Linked DNA regions of Homo sapiens: region 2 is linked to region 1. Evidence: read pairs that join two places in POLR2A ChIA-PET (ENCODE). Cell type or tissue: HepG2. All regions are shown on one strand.

Region 1 (8,000 bases):
CTGGGCCCTTGTCTCACCTCTCTCTCATTTACTAGATCTCACCTGGCCCCTGAGTGGGACATGTGATTTAACAGAGAAGGGAGTCATGCAAAACCAAAAACTATCAAGATAGATGCCTGGGTTTGGATCCTGGCTCAGCACATCTGTGGGCCAATTACATAAACACTCTAGGCCTCAGTTTTCTCATCTGGAAAATGGGGCAATAGCAGCAGATGCTGTTGGTACACCACCCAATTCCCCTTTTCTGTGTTGGTGCATTTGACCCTGGCTGCTGTGAAGTTTGGCTGCTAACAGCTCAATATAGCCCTTGCAATATGGGAGCTCTCCCGTAAACGCATGGGACTTATACCCCACCCTGTCCTGGGCGATGTGACCTACAGCCAATGACTGGTGGACGGAAAAGAGCGGAAGCCCTGCCCCCTTGCCTCAAGTGAGAACAGATCTGTGGTGCCATTCGCATGGGTCCTCCTGTGGTGTCAGGCTAAGGCTAGACTTTTCCTGCAGCCACATATCTGCCTGGCTTCCTCCCCTGTCTTCTCCTGCTGCCCCCATTTCTTTAACCCCTTCCCCCCTAGAGCACTTCCTACACAAATCCCTTGCACAAGAATCCCTGGTTCAGGTTCTGCCTCTGGGAAAGTGATCTAAGACAACTGCCTTATAGAACTGCTGGGAAGATTAAATGAGATAATGTCCAGAAAATGCTTATGTCAGAGCCTGGCACATGTTAAGTTCCCACGTTGCAACTGCTCTGTCCTGACGTCTGGGATAGAGCTTGTCCGATGGCACTGCGAGCCTTGCGTGTTCTCCCCTCTGTGGTTCCACTCGTGCTATCTCATGCCCCCACGCATGGCACACTTGCATGGCATATCCAGCAACACATTCTGGGTATCCCACAATCTCTGACTTGCGAGTCAAGCAAGTGCTTCGCAATGAAAATGCCCTAAGTGATATTATCATGGGGAAATTGTTCGAAGTCTTAAAGTGATCACTTGAAAGCTCCAGGACTATCCTAAGAGGTTGCTCATGACTGATGGCAGTGGACAACTGATGTCCACATCCAGCCCCACTGCTCCAGCCTTTCTTGGAGACCTTCTCCAGGCCCAGACCCTCTTTTCTCAGCTTCCTGAAGAGATCACAGTTCCTTCCCTCACTTTTCACCAGCATGTCTCAAGACTGGAGACAAGTCCTCTGTCACTGGTGATTTCTCCCTGGGTACTACTGCCCAGTGCCATGAGCACCAGCCTTGGGGGTAAGATTGTTTTCTCAAAGCCCTAAAGTTGAAGGAAGACTTTCTTGTGTACCTAGCACTGTGCTCTTAGAAACAGAACTACAGAAAAATACAAGGTTTGGTCCTTGTCCTCAAGAAACTTAGGGTAGGCCAAAGGATCCAAGAAGCACTATTTATTGAATGAGAAGAATGGTGATTAACAAAATGGAATATTTATTGAGAATTTACTACGCATCAAGTTTTTGCAAACTACTTTTTATGTGTGATGTTATCTAATCCTTACAGCTCTTCCAGCATCATCATCATCCTAGTTTCTCAGACCTCTGAAATATCAAGAGGTCAGGGAGCATGCCTGGGTTACACAGCTAGCCAGCAACAGCAGGATTCATCCCAGGCCATCTGATCCCAGCCCCACACTCAGCTACTAAGCTCTACTCCTTCCAGCACTAGCCCACCCCCCCAGGGGCTCCTAGTTGAGCAATCAAAACAAAACATGGGTATAAGGAACAGAATTCCAGAAAAACTGCAATGAGCAAAATACACCAGGAAATAGTTAGTGATGGAGGGAACACGAGGTGCTGACAATATCATACAGGGCCAAATTGTGAGACTGAGGCACTTCTGGGAAGAATGGGGACTCCTTTTCCACTCTTGCCAGCAGCTAGTAACCCCTTCCATCCCTGCCAAAACAGAATGCCGCTGAAGAATGCTACAAGAGAAAGCAATCTATCTGCCAGCATCCCAGGAACCTGTTCTGTGCCAGATACCCTCGCGAGCAAATATTGATATATTAACCGCAGCTCAGACACTGTAAGTGCAGCTAACATGCCTCAGTAGGGAGGGGCGGGCTGGCCTGCTGCCACCTCTCCAAGGCCTTCATCACAGCCAGAAATGGGTCCTTCTTCCTGGTGGAGGAATCTCTGCAGGGCCCTAGAACCAAGGCTGACTGGGGAGCAAGAGTCCAGGGAATACTAAAATAAAGTCCTGACGGTGGGCAAGTGGCACAGGCAGCTGGAGATGGGGCGAAGGTGTGCTCACAAAGAGCTCCGGGGCCAGGTGCGGTGGCTCACGCCTGTAATCCCAGCACTTTGGGAGACCAAAGTGGGCAGATCACGAGGTCAGGATTTCGAGACCAGCCTGGCCAACATGGTAAAACCCCGCCTCTACTAAAAATGCAAAAAAAAAAAAAAAAAAAAAAAAAAGCCAGGCATGGTGGTGTGTGCCTGTAGTCCCAGCTACTCGGAGGCTGAGACAGCAGAATTGCTTGTACCTGGGAGGCGGAGGTTGCAGTGAGCAGAGATTGCGCCATTGCACTCTGGCCTGGGCAACAAGAGTGAAACTCTAACTCAAAAAAAAAAAAAAAAAAAAAAAAAAAAAGACGCAGGCGGTCAGGCACGGTGGCTCACATCCACCTGTAATCCTTAAACTTTGGGAGCCTGAGGCAGAGGATCACTTGAGGCCAGGAGTCTGAGACCAGCCTGGACTACATAGTGAGACCCTGTGTCTACAAAGAGAGAAAAAAGTAGCTGGGCATGGCTGTGTGCCTGTAGCCCCAACCTCTCAGGAGGCTGAGGGGAGAATCTCTTGAGTCCAGAAGGTCTAGGCTGCAGTGAGCCATGATCACGCCGTCGCATTCCAATGTGGGTCACAGAGTGAGAGACCCTCTCTCAAAAAAGAATAATGCAGGCCAAAGTTTAGACCAACCATACCCCTCTCCCATTCAAAACCTCAGTGGTTCCTCACTGCCTTCTAAATTAAATATAAAACTCTTTAAATCTGGCCATCACCCTACAGTAGAACCCTACCCTTGAATCCAATCTCCATCTTGTCATCTTCATGCCCTATGCAAACTAATCCTCTTGTCATATCCAAAACAATTCCTTTTCACAATGCGATAAACTCAACTTACGTTTTTTCCTTTCTTTTTGCTCCCATATTGATCAGAATCTGACCTATCCTTCAAGACTCAGCTCGATGCTACCTGTTCCAAGAAGATTTCACTATTCCCTTTGCTTTGGGGATCCTTTCTCCCTCAAAATAGAATAGAAATAGAATTAGGTCTACCCCGACATGACCCCCAAATCATGGAACTATACACAAAGACATACTGACTACGACATCACCCCACAAATAAACAAAAACAAAAGGAAACTTAAAGCAAATCCACTGCAACAAAGCTGATTTTAGGATCTTAATTCTGCCTCTTTCCTTGCCACCTCCCCATCTTTGAAAAGGTTTTGTCCAGGCCTGAGACCTCAGAGACTGTAAGATTTTTTTTTGTTGTTTGTTTTGTTTTTTTTTTTGTTTTTTGATAAAGTCAGGTCAGGCTGGGTGTGGTGGCTCATGCCTGTAATCCCAGTACTTTGGGAGGCCAAGGTGGGCAGATCACGAGTTCAGGAGATCGAGACCATCCTGGCTAACACGGTGAAACCCTGTGTCTACTAAAAATACAAAAAATTAGCCAGGCGTGGTGGCGGGTGCCTGTAGTCCCAGCTACTCTGGAGGCTGAGGCAGGGTAATGGCTTGAACCCGGGAGGCGGAGCTTGCAGTAAGCCGAGATCGCGCCATTGCACTCCAGCCTGGGTGGCAGAGTGAGACTCTGTCTCAAAAAAAGAAAAAAAAAAAAGTTAACATCTCAGCCCAGAGCGGTGGCTCATGCCTGTAATCCCAGCACTTTGAGAGGCCGAGGCAGATGGATCACAAGGTCAGGAGATCGAGACCATCCTGACCTACATGGTGAAAACCCATCTCTACTAAAAATACAAAAATTAGCTGGGCGTGGTAGCGCATGCCTGTAATCCCAGCTACTCGGGAGGCTGAGGCAGGAGAATAGCGTGAACCTGGGAGGCAGAGCTTGCAGTGAGCCAAGATCGCACCAGTGCACTCCAGCCTGGGCGGCAGAGCGAGACTCCTACTCAAAAAAAAAATAAAAATAAAAATAAAAATAAAAATAAATAAATAAATAAATAAATAAATAAATAAATAAATAAAGTCAGGTCATGAGGGTGCATAATTCCACGGTGATTTCCCATCCATTGCACATTCACTGTGAATAGAAGCTAAAACTTAACCAGTTAACTTTATTTATACTCTGGATGGAGCCTTCTCTTTTAATAAAACAGAATCCGTTAAGGATTATAAACAAACAGTGTTTTATGAACTAAAACTGCAGTGCACTAGTCACTCAAGGGTAAAAACAGGGCTCTGGGTAGCTCAGCCAGCTATAAATAAAGATAAGGCCCTGCCAAGCAGGGACTTGGGCAGAGTAATTGCTGACTCCATAATCAGCTTCTCTCGTCTTCCTTCAGGCCCACAAATCACTCAGGTGTTGGGTCACTGCCCACTGGATTCAGCCCAGAGACACAGTGAAATAGCAAAGCAGTTCATTAGCTCTAAGACTGAGAGTATAAACTGGGACTCCTGGAATGACTAGGTTCCAAGTCAAACTATGGTGCGCCACCCCTGGCACTTGCATGGCTGGCCAAGCTGGGTCAACAGAACCCATAGGGTGAGCCTGTGCTACACTCTGGACATAAGCCCTAACTGGGGGATTTCACTAATGTTCATGTCTCTGCTAAACTTTGCCACCCTCTATGGGAAAACCTGCTCCTACCCCCACACCTACTCCTCACTCCAACCATGAGGTGGAGACTGTCAATAGCTCCAACTCAGGTCTTGGCCACAGTAATTGGTCCACGTGATAGGCATGTACTCCAAGCTGAGTCAATAATCTGTGATGGAGATTGTTCAAATTGGAGCTGGAAGAGAATGTTTCTTTCCAGGTTGGTCAGTAATAAAAGAATATATCTTTGGAGCTGCCAGAGGCCACCTTTCTTGCTATGTGAAGGGAGCCCATCTGCCCCAGGGAGAATGATGCTGAGATGCAAAAGGAAGCAGATAGGAAAGGAGGGTGGATCCTAATAGCCAGTAAGTCCCTATTTTTAATGTAAGTTGTGTCTCTGCCACTTTAACCCAAATAAACCTTATTAATACTATCTTCAGCTGAAAAGCAGATTATGAAACATTTAGCAAGTATATCATCATTAACTGAGCACCTACTAGGTGCCAGATACTGTACCATGCCATTCAGTAATAACAATGTAATTGTTGTTACTATTTATTCTGGATTTACAGTTTGCTAAGGGCATTCCATGGAATGTCATTTAATCCAAACACCACCAATAGATAGACAGTCTCACCTTCCTTTTGAAGATGTAGAAACTGATTCTTAAAGAGGTTAAATACCATCATCAAGTTATGTGGCTAAAGGTTAGTACAGCTAGGATATAAACTCAATCTGACACCAAAGTCGATGCCCTAACCCTCACACTACATTGCTGCAGTATGATTTCAACTTTGTTTGCATAAATAGTATGTATGCATTGGCCGGGTGCAGTGGCTCATACCTGTAATCCCAGCACTTCGGGAGGCCGAGGTGGGTGGATGACCTGAGGTCAGGAGTTCAAGACCAGCCCAGCCAACATGGCGAAAACCCGTCTCTACTAAAAAATACAAAAAATTAGTCGGGCATTGTGGTGCATGCCTGTAATCCCATCTACTCAGGAGGCTGAGGCCCGAGAATCACTTGAACCTGGGAGGTGGAACTGCAGTGAGCCGAGATCGTGCCATTGCACTCCAGCCTGGGTGACAGAGCCAGAAAACGAAAAAAAACAACAAAAACAGTATGTATGCACATGTGTGTGTGATGCATGCATTAATATATATCAGGGAGAGAGAAAGTGAGAGAGCACTCACAATGGGCAGAGTCACATGGCTCCATGGCAAAAAGTGGAGAGAAAATACAGAAATATCAAAGTAGAATGTCCTATTCTCTCAGCTGCCAACAGTAAGTAGTGTGAGTTAAGGACTATGATTCCAGCTTTGACTCTCCACTGTAAGAGAAAAGCAAGGTGCATAGTAGAATCTCCATGGTGTAGATGAGACAAGGGAATACCATTTTTATTTTATGGATGGGAAAAATGAGGGCCATTATGGTATCTCTGCTTCTTCCCATTGTCTTGTGACACTCACCTCGCCCAGCTCTGTGCCCTTTATTTTCCATTCTTTGAAGGTCACACTCGTTCCTGTCTTGGGGTCCTTGTACATGTTCTTCCCTAGGAGCAGAATGCTCCTTCCCTCCCATGTTTACCTTGCTGAGTTCCACTCCCGATCTCGGCCCCCAAGTCCCTTTGTCGGGGCCATCTTTCCTCATTACTGTCATGGCCCCTGCTTTACGTTCCCATAGTCTCTGTACTTTTCCTTTTGCAAATGTTTCACTGCTTCTAATTATTTATTTGGGTTATTGCTTCATTAACATCCGGCTCTCCCACCTGAGTATAAACTCTTAAAGGCATGGAACATGCTTGTCATCCTCACCATTTCATCCCAAGTATCTAGCACAGCGTCTAGATGCTCTCAATAAATGTTTGACAAGTAAGTGAATGATGGAAGGTGTGTTTAGAATGACACTGAAATAAAAAGTGCCCCTAACATGTGAATCCTCAGGAAGGGTCTGGTCTCTTTGGGAAGCCATGTCCACCACCCAAGGCCCTGGGCCACTGAGCTCAGTCCAGGCCTTCGGGCTGACTTCTATGGCAGGAGAATGCCCAATGGCCAAGACCTCAAAACCCAAGACCCGCAAGACGCAAAGTCCTGCAACCTGGGCAGAAAAAGACGGGCTTTGTCCTAAGCCCTACCCTGCAACAGCAGTTACGAATTGAGAAAAGAAGTAGCAAGACGGAAAATGTTGCCTGCCTGGGACGATGCATGCTCCTTCCCTCCCACCTTCCTTAATCTGCCAGGGAGCACCTTTTACATCCAGCCTGATTATGTTTAACCATGGGCTTTTTGTCTTCACCTTATAATTACCGCCGTTTTAAACCAAGGCACAAAATTAATTGCCCCTTAATGAAGGAGGGTAGCAATTAAGGGCAGCGAACCTTGTGAGGAAGGAGAAACACACATTTGTTCAAGGTGCATCATCAGAAGCCCGACTTTGGAGGCATCGTCATTATGGTTGTAATTATTTTCCAAGGCTGCGTGACACCTCCTTAGACCTGACCAGAATTGCCGGGCTCTGGAGAAACCCATTGTTTCTTCAGAGTTAATTAGAGTCCAATTTGGAGCTTCCTGTCTCCTGGACTACAGAGGAAACACAATTTATTATTGCTCGATGCCCACTAGGTCTGCTGAGGACAGGGGCCTTTCCGGTAGAGACATTGCAGGGCGTGTCAGTTTCTTCCCAGGTCAATGTTGCTTCTAAGGTATACATGTGCAGATGCTAGAGATGCCCAAAGCTGCAGGCAAAGCCCACAGACCTCCACTTAATGAGGCTCTCCATGTAAAAGGAAGCACACCTATGTTATTAGCCTTCTAGTAAATCAGCTACAATTAACTTCTTTATAGCTAAGGGGCCCAGCCACATACATTGGGCTCCTTGTCACCCGTTAACAGAGCTAATGACCTCAGATGGCTAAGAAACAGAGAGGGATGCTCTGTATGGATAAAACTGCATACTCATACATGCAGAGTAATAACCTATTCCTGCCAGCTTCTGGGCTCTGGAATAATGCTCAAGTCTCAAAGCTGAAGATGATAACATATCAACAACAACAATAACAGCTAACACACACTGGCCAGGCACAGTGGCTCACACCCATAAACCCAGCACTTTGGGAGGCCAAGGCGGACAGATTGCCTGAGGTCAGGAGCTCGAGGCCAGCCTGGCCAACATGGTGAAACCCCATCTCTACTAAAAATACAAAAATTAGCC
Region 2 (8,000 bases), 78 kb after region 1:
CCCTTGGCCAATTCCTCTTTTCCTAGAGACCCTCACTCAGTGCCTGGAATCCAGCCCCTGGGTTGGCCTCCTTCTGCCAAAGTTGTCATGACTGGCCTGAATCCATGCCTCCCACCTGCCCTGATCAGCTCACACACTGTGCCACCAGCCAGGGGTCAGGTGGCTAGTGCAGATCACCTGCTCACCTAACTCTCTAATTCCCTTATCCACCATCTCCAGGTCTGACACTGCTTTCCTGTGTCCAATGGATTCATCTCTGCTCTGGGCCCCAGTGACCCTTTGAGCTCCATTCCGTCCCTTTTCCCTTCTCTCACCATTTTTCTGGCCTCCAAGGAAGTTCTAATACCCACCTGACACGTTTCAAAGATTAATGCACAATGGATTATATCTAGAACTTGAAAAGTGTGAGAAAAATCCAAGAGATGAGAAAGGCTCTGATAGAAACAGTAGCAAGTTCAGCAGTCTTCCTATAGAGATTTGGCCAATTACCGAAAACACTTTCTTTGGCTGAAAAGCTCACCATTGAATCAGACTTGGGGAAGAACGTGCTGTAATGTTAAACCCCAAAGGGCCACTCTTTGCCCTGAGCCCTGATTTCATCTGTAATTCCTCGATGGTTATCTGAGGTATGCTACCTGTGAGGATGTGAGGGCTCCCAACAAAAGCAAATAACTCATTGAGAAGCTGGAGGCAGCACTTTCAGCCTGAGTTTGTCTTTTCTCTCTTTTCCGGATGTGGGTCTTTATATGTCTGTCATCCCAAATTCAGCAGCCCGCAGCAGTGCTGGTTTGAAACCGACTTATGAGCCGATAGGTATTGCTACGGGGAGATGCGTGGCTCGGATGTTAATTGCTCATTAGCCATCTGTGTGTGCCGTACTTCAGTTAAAAGACAAGAGAAAGAATGTGAGCCACTGATACCTGGGAGTCCAGCTACCAACACACATGGAAACCATCCGGGGAGACCTCAGGTTCAATCCACAGCTTGGCCACATATTTATTCCTCACTAAAATAACATCTGGCTTTCATTTTTCGGTGACAACTCGTTTGGACAAGACCTTGAGTAGGTTAAAAAAAAAAAAAAAAAAAAAACTTAGACTTTCTACCCTTCCCCCAGCCTTGGGGAGCTAAACTTTAAGTTCTTTTGTGAGCCAAGGGTGTGAATAAATTGGTGTGAAGACAGCAAGCAGGGTGTAAACAAGGAATTCTTTCTTTCTTCTTATTAAAAGACAATGACTCTCTCAAGAATTCACACACTCTCCACTTGTAAGCAGGGCAGAGTTCCTGGGGAAAATATAGAGCAAATTATGCCTAGGTCCCAGGAGCTCACAGCTGAAGTACGTGGCAATCCCAGGGCTCGACTTTGTGGCTGAGGGATTGGGACCCCAGTGTTGGATGACTGGGTTTGGGGAGCATATTTGAATGTTGTAGTAATCCAGGAGAACATGACACCATTGCCACAAACACTCTACAGGTCTAATGAAGAGCTAGTGGCCCTGATCCAGCCTGGGGTTCCTGGGGGCCCTTGGTACAACACAAGTTCCTGGAAGTCAGGGGCATTTATCTCCTGGGTTCTTTACTGCACGCTCAACACCAGTGTCTGCTGCAGTAGGCAACGAACCAGTAATTGCTGAATCAATGAGCATATGAATACAACACACAGGCCGCTCTGTGATTCTAACCCCTACCTATGGCCACATCTCTTCCAAAGTATACCCACAATTCCGAGAGGTGGGAGGTCATTAACCATGTGGTAAAAAAGGATCATTGAGACAAAAAGACAATATTCCTCACTGGCTGAAACACACAGAACAGAGATGGAATGGCAGCTGCTGTTTCCCGGCTGTCCAGCTAAGACATTTCTGAGGAAGAAATGGGTGAGGTTGCACAGAAAGCAAGACCTTTCACAGAAAGCGAGACCTTTTCGTCTCACACCCAAACTTGAAATTTAATTCAGTGCCTAACATGGGCAGAGCATGTTGCAAAATGCTTTGGAGGTCTCCGAGTAGTGAAGAAAGAAGAAGGTGTCTGCTTTTGGACTTCCTTGAAGATATTTTCATAGGCCATGCTCCTTTCTACCAAGGACTGTTTGTACCAGCTGCATGCTTACTGTATGTCCTTCAAATGTCCCCATATTCTTTTGAGTCACTTCAGATCTTTGCTTAATCATCATTATCTCAGGAAAGCCACAAGATATCACCTTCGCCATGAATTGGTAAGTGGATGGCTGCCAGGCAATTGTGCATGATATCACACCTTAGACCCAGCAAAACAAACTAGATAACAAAGCCAGCCAAGGCTATGTGGCTGCCTAGTTGAGAGCCTTGTGACTCAAAACATGGGCCAGAGACCAGCAGCATCAGCATCTTCTAGGAGTCTGTGAGAAACTCAGCACCTCAGGCCATGCCCCAGATCTGCTGATTCTGACTCTGCCTGTCAATCACAACCACATCTCCAGGTGACTGGCGGGAACATTAAGGGATTGAGAGTTTAGAGCTCTGCAGCTAGATTGCCTAAACTCTGGTTCTGCACTCACTAGCTCTGTGACCTTAGGCGAGTGATTTAACACCCCTAAAACTCCATTTCTTCATCTAGGCAAAGGGGGAGACTTACAGAGCTAACTCACTGGGTAGTTCTGAGTCTTACTTAAGATCATGCGTATAGATGTGGTTAACACAGAGCTTGCAGCTGGTAATTGCTGAATTCATGCTACCCATGGTTGTTAAAAACTCAGTGTTCAAGGCAGAATGCAGAATGCTGGTCCAACTGAGTACTCTTTAGGTAATGAGATGTTTAAAAAGGGATACAACTGGTAACATTAAGATGAGGTTGCCACCAACCCAGCCACGGTCTCCAGCTGCAATGATTTATCACTGAAATGTTGGGAGGCTCCAATCCTGCAACAGTATGTGAACCAGATCAGATCTGGCCCATCCTCTTAGACTTACAGTTCAAGACAGACAAGATTAGGTCCAGAGCCAATGTAAACAACAGAATGGACCCTGAATCTCTCTCCTGATTAGATCAGCAAACACACCAGCGCTGCCGCCTTAGGACACATTCCCCCAGGACAGAGGCACACATGAAGCAGCTCCAGCCCTGCCCAGGGGTGGTTTATTATCAGAAGAAAAAAGACCACAGGAGACGACTGTCCCACCTCCAGCACAGACCACAGCCTCTGCTGACAGGCAGAATAAGGTTCCAGTGTAACAGCAGCAACTCCTAACCTTCCTCGAATGCATTCTGCCAGTGCTATAAGTACATTGTAGGTTTTAATTAATTTAATCCCCCAACATGCCTAGAAGGTGCAGACCATTATTAATCTCGCTTTACAGACAATAAAACTGAAGCTCGGAAAACTGAAGTTACGTGTCATACAACTCATCACACTACTGGTAAGTGGCTGAAACAGGACTTCTGTCAGGTGCAGAATGCACCTCTCACCTTATCTGTGCCTTCATCAACCAACACCTACCTGCTATCTGTCCATCCTGTTTGGGTGGGGAGCTATCTGAGCTGTGCAGAGGTGGCAGGGGTGGGCCCTGCTGAGGAATGCAGCAAGGGGCTCACCCCACGACCCACAGATGCATGACCCTGCCCAAGGGAGGGCTTCTCATCTTACTCAGCCTCAGCTAGAAGCCAGTGGTGACACATTCCGGGGTGTCTATTCCTATCCTGAGATAGAGCCACATGGAAATTCAAAAGATGAAATCGCAGAAGCAGTTTATCACCCAAGTATAAAGACAGGCATCTGTCAACAAAGGAACATGATCATAGCTGAGTGTTCCTTGAGTGGCTTTTCCTTCATTGCTCTCAAAGCCTTTTGAGATCTCGAAAAGTCTCCAGTGGGCAAGACTTGACATTCTATGTGTGAGACACAGATGCAGAATCAGACATGGATACCGTGATTCGCTGCTACATGCCGGTGTCTTCAGCTCACGTCTGCTCACTCACACACGAGGTGACCAATCCCAATGATGGGGATCCTGTCCCAGCCCCCAGTTCTCCAGCAGTGTCTCCTGGCTCCCCTCTTTAGACCCAGCACCACTCTCATTCTTGCAAGCCACCTGACTCATGGCTTTCCCATTCACCTCCTGCCCTGTCCTTGGTACCCCACATTGCTCTGGACACCACAGTGCCCTGTATAGCCACTGGTCCCATGGCGGGGATCCTCAGGCAGAGAGAAGATACTAAAATCAACTCACTTGCAAACAGGCCCTCTTCCTCACAAACTGGAAGATGGATCCTAGCCAAATGGAAAAAAAAAAAAAAGCTTAAATTTTTAGGTTTTAAAAAAATCAATGTAAGGAAAATTCTCAAATGGTTGAAAAATATTCAATCTACAGTAGGCCTTGGGGATGTGTATTTTTTTGGCTAGGGGACCTCCTGAGTTTCTTTAATCACACCAAATAAATGATTCTCTTCTCCAACTATGGATAAGGCTGGCTCTGATTGGTATATGAGATCACACACATATATATTCTCTCTCATAAGTTTGTATAAGAGTAATTTCTGGAAGCATATAAAAGACAGACGACAATAGCTACATTTGGAAAGGGGAACCAGAAATTGGGTAAGGCAGGAATATTTATCTTTTATATTATCTTCTAATCCTTGAGAGTTTTGCACCATGAATATGTACTTCTACTTTCAATTTCAAAAGTAGTCAATAGTAACAATAAAAATACATGAACTTGCTGAGAGAAATATGGTCATCTCACATGCCTGCTCCAAACTGGCTCATCAAACCAACCCTACTCCCAAAGCTTGGTGCAGGTGTCAGCCAACATGGGACAGTGTCCTTCAGGTCACTCGATCTATACAATCCTACTACCCCCCAACTTCTCCCTTCTGTACCAGCCCCTTCTGGCATCTGACCCTTCACTTGGCTCCCATTTCCAGCTCTCACTCTTTGTATTAATCAACTGATCTGGTTTCTCGAGACAAAGTGCTTTGCCCCATGATGTGCCCTCAGGCTTTTTCTTAGGGTGGGACACCCCTGAGATCCCTAACCCATAGGGTCCCACTGCAGTCATTGTGAGGGCTCAGGATTCCAGAACCCATTTTCTCTATCAGGCAATTTTGCCTTTGTGCTAGTTTCTGATTTCTTTGTATAATCAAACTTAAGCTCTTTTAGAGCTCAAAGTGCAAGAGCAAATCTACTTGAGGTTTGAAATCCTGGCTCACACCAACAGAAGAAAATCTCATGATTCCATTAGAGCAAATATGGCTCAGAAAATTCGTGCTTTCTCTCTGGCTCCGGCTCTTTTGTTTATGCACTGTTTCTTCCCATTCAACAGGCTGTCATTATGTGAGTGTCAATACACTGGGCAGAATCGTGGACATGATGTATCAGTGTTGAGGGCTACCAGAATTAGAACATAAAGACCACTTAACTCAGAACCAAATCAGGGAGCCCACAGATTAGTCACCAGAGAGATGCCAAGACAATGTTAGTCTACTCAGTGCACTCAACAGTATTACACATCTGAATGGGTGTTAGGCTCCCCCAGGGGCGCAGGGTGGGATTTATTCACTGCTTCTGTTGCAAGGGTGGGTGGTCACTACCCCAGCTCCTCTCAGGTGATGTGTGGTGTGTGACTTGCCTTCAGACATCCTTCGCCCTCCGTTCCTCCTCTGACTCCCCCGCCAGCCATCAGTTCCTAGTGCTGTGTCTGCCTTTCATCACGTCTTGGTATCCCTCTTCCAATGCCAATGCACAGAGTGGGATGTGCACACTTCACTGAGAAGCTCCTTTCTTCCCACTATGTCTCTGCCTCATCCAGACAGTCAAGGTTGCAGAGATTGCTTTACATCTTAATGATACTGGGAAATACATAGGATGTACAGAGATTGCTTTACATCTTAATGACACCGGGAAATACATAGGATGTACAGGACAACAATTTCATTAAAAGTCCATTATGGCTTGGCTGTGTGGTTGAGCCATGCAAGTTAATGACCAGGTGTTGTCAAATACTCAAAAGCCCTTGGCTTACCTCCTTGAATAATAAACTGACTTGGGTCCTTGGGGATGTGTGTTGAAGTACACCTAGGATGGCGGCTTTTGAGATTTTTAATCATTCACATACTACCTTGTTATTCTTTCTATGTATTATCTGTATGATTTAATATATTTCTGTGAATTAATTCCTGTTTCATTTTTACTTAAATGTCTGCTATATCTTTGTCCTAAGCAAAAGTATCTGTAGGGTCATGCATTTGAAAAGCTGTGTATCTAACATACATCACCAAAAAAATCCATGAAAATACTATGCTGGCTACACCTTGGGGCACGTAGAAGGAAAATAATGACTCAGAAGTCAATAGACTCCATTGTGTCTTTATATTTCCCACCATTGCTAGTAAAGAATCGTACACACAGTACATGCTCAATATCAATTTGGTGATTATTGATTAGATCTCAGGTGACAATTACTTGTCAGGATTGTGATGAAAGAAAAAAAAGATAGTTCAGGATCTAATCTAAGCAAATTATTTCCTTGATTTCTAGGCCTTGAGACTTGGAAGCTACTGAAAAAAACACCTCAGTTTTTGGTTCAAGTAGAAGGGTCTAAGAAAACTGACAAGCTATGCCGTAACTTACTCTTAGTAAAACAACAAAGCACTCAGGAAAGCTTAGCTTGCAAAACATAATGCAGAATTTTTGCTTTAGGAAGAATGTCTCCAGATCCAGTCCTTTCATGCAGTGTTGGTATATGCAGAGCCATTACATGAATGCAGGTTAGCACTTCAGCCATTGTCACCCAGAGAGAAGCACCAGGAGCCATGGTGAAATCTCCCCAGCCCACCGTTGACCAAAGTTGGTTGTTAACCAAAATGGCTGAGACATGGGAGTTCACTCAACAAGGAGACAGATGGCCAAAACCGAATGGGAAGGTCTGCTTCTCACCGGAGAAACTAGACGCTACATGGAAAATTCCATGCCACAGTTCAAAGGGGCACTGTGACCTAATAAATTTAGCTGCATGGGTTATTAAAGGCAACTGTAAATTCAGTCCGGATTTTTTTTTCCTGTGCTTTTCCCACAGCTGAAACACATGTTAAACCAGAGAGAATTCCCAGGGAAGCTCAGTGCCTGTTTTGATAGCATCTGACATACCATGTGCCGGGATGAGAAATACCTCTGTAAATGACTTGTTGCCAAAACCAAGATCCCAGGAACACCAGCCTAGCATCTCTGCAGAAAGCCTTGGAGTGGGGATGCTATGACCTCTAGGTAAAGAACGAGTGACTGAATCTGCAGTCTGCAGCCAGCCAGAGTTGGGGACCTTTCCTTTTGCTGGCTGGTTCTAACACCTAATCTCACCAAGGAACCTCTGTTAGAAAGTGAATAATTCATGTGCTCTTCCTCTATGGCGTTTAGCAGCGTAGGTGTCCTGCCAAGTCAAACAAAAGTGATAGAGACGTGCAGTTAGGGATTAGTGCAAATCAGGACTCCTACCTGATGGGATTTAGCTCTGTTCAGGCCTCTATACTGCAACCTGGGTGATCTGAGGGTCAGAAAACCAAGTGCAAAGGCAGGGCTCAGGCTTCAGTAAGCATCACACTGGAGTCATATACATAGCCTGTCTTTTATTTCTCCTTGAGCTTTTTAGGAGAGACCTTTGGAGATAAAAAAGATTTTGAAATTCCAAAAATGATGTACAAAATGGGTCCTTGTCAAATAAATCAACCAAGAAAAACAAAACCAGCAAAGAGATTGCTTTTTTTTTCCAAGGGCTGACTCAGAGATCTGTTTCTGTAGAAATGCCTGTGAATCTGTCTTCCGGACCATCTGCAGGAATATCATGGAGGGAAAGGAGGAGGCTGCAGGCAATGGGGAGGGCTGATAAATGGGTCCTTCACCTTTGTTTCTGCCTCTAGAGGCTGTGTACAAGGTACACAAAAGAAACAGGCTTTTGACATTGTAATCATATCTCGTCTTTTACTAAGTAGTCTTAAGAAGATACATCGGATTAGGAAATGGCAAGATCATT

What was found. Peaks named below come from ENCODE experiments on the same cell type or tissue, not always from the same donor. Only the 100,000 strongest peaks of a DNase experiment are listed, where the experiment ranks them.
Region 2: POLR2A ChIA-PET joins it to region 1 with 6 read pairs; 2 of 35 experiments call an interaction of 5 or more read pairs at or near these places.

The regions. Positions count from the first base shown.
Region 1 is chr5:169,137,905-169,145,904 of GRCh38, forward strand. All of the region lies in intron 4 of SLIT3 (slit guidance ligand 3), which reads right to left. Among named protein-coding and RNA genes, the nearest start is that of MIR585, 120 kb to the right of the region's middle. RefSeq lists a silencer at 3,879-4,047. In HepG2, no CTCF peak of the experiment used is centred here; no DNase peak of the experiment used is centred here; H3K27me3 peaks cover 871 bases.
Region 2 is chr5:169,216,061-169,224,060 of GRCh38, forward strand. The region is part of intron 3 of SLIT3 (slit guidance ligand 3); the gene reads right to left. Among named protein-coding and RNA genes, the nearest start is that of MIR585, 44 kb to the right of the region's middle. In HepG2, no CTCF peak of the experiment used is centred here; a DNase peak (open chromatin) is centred at 3,031.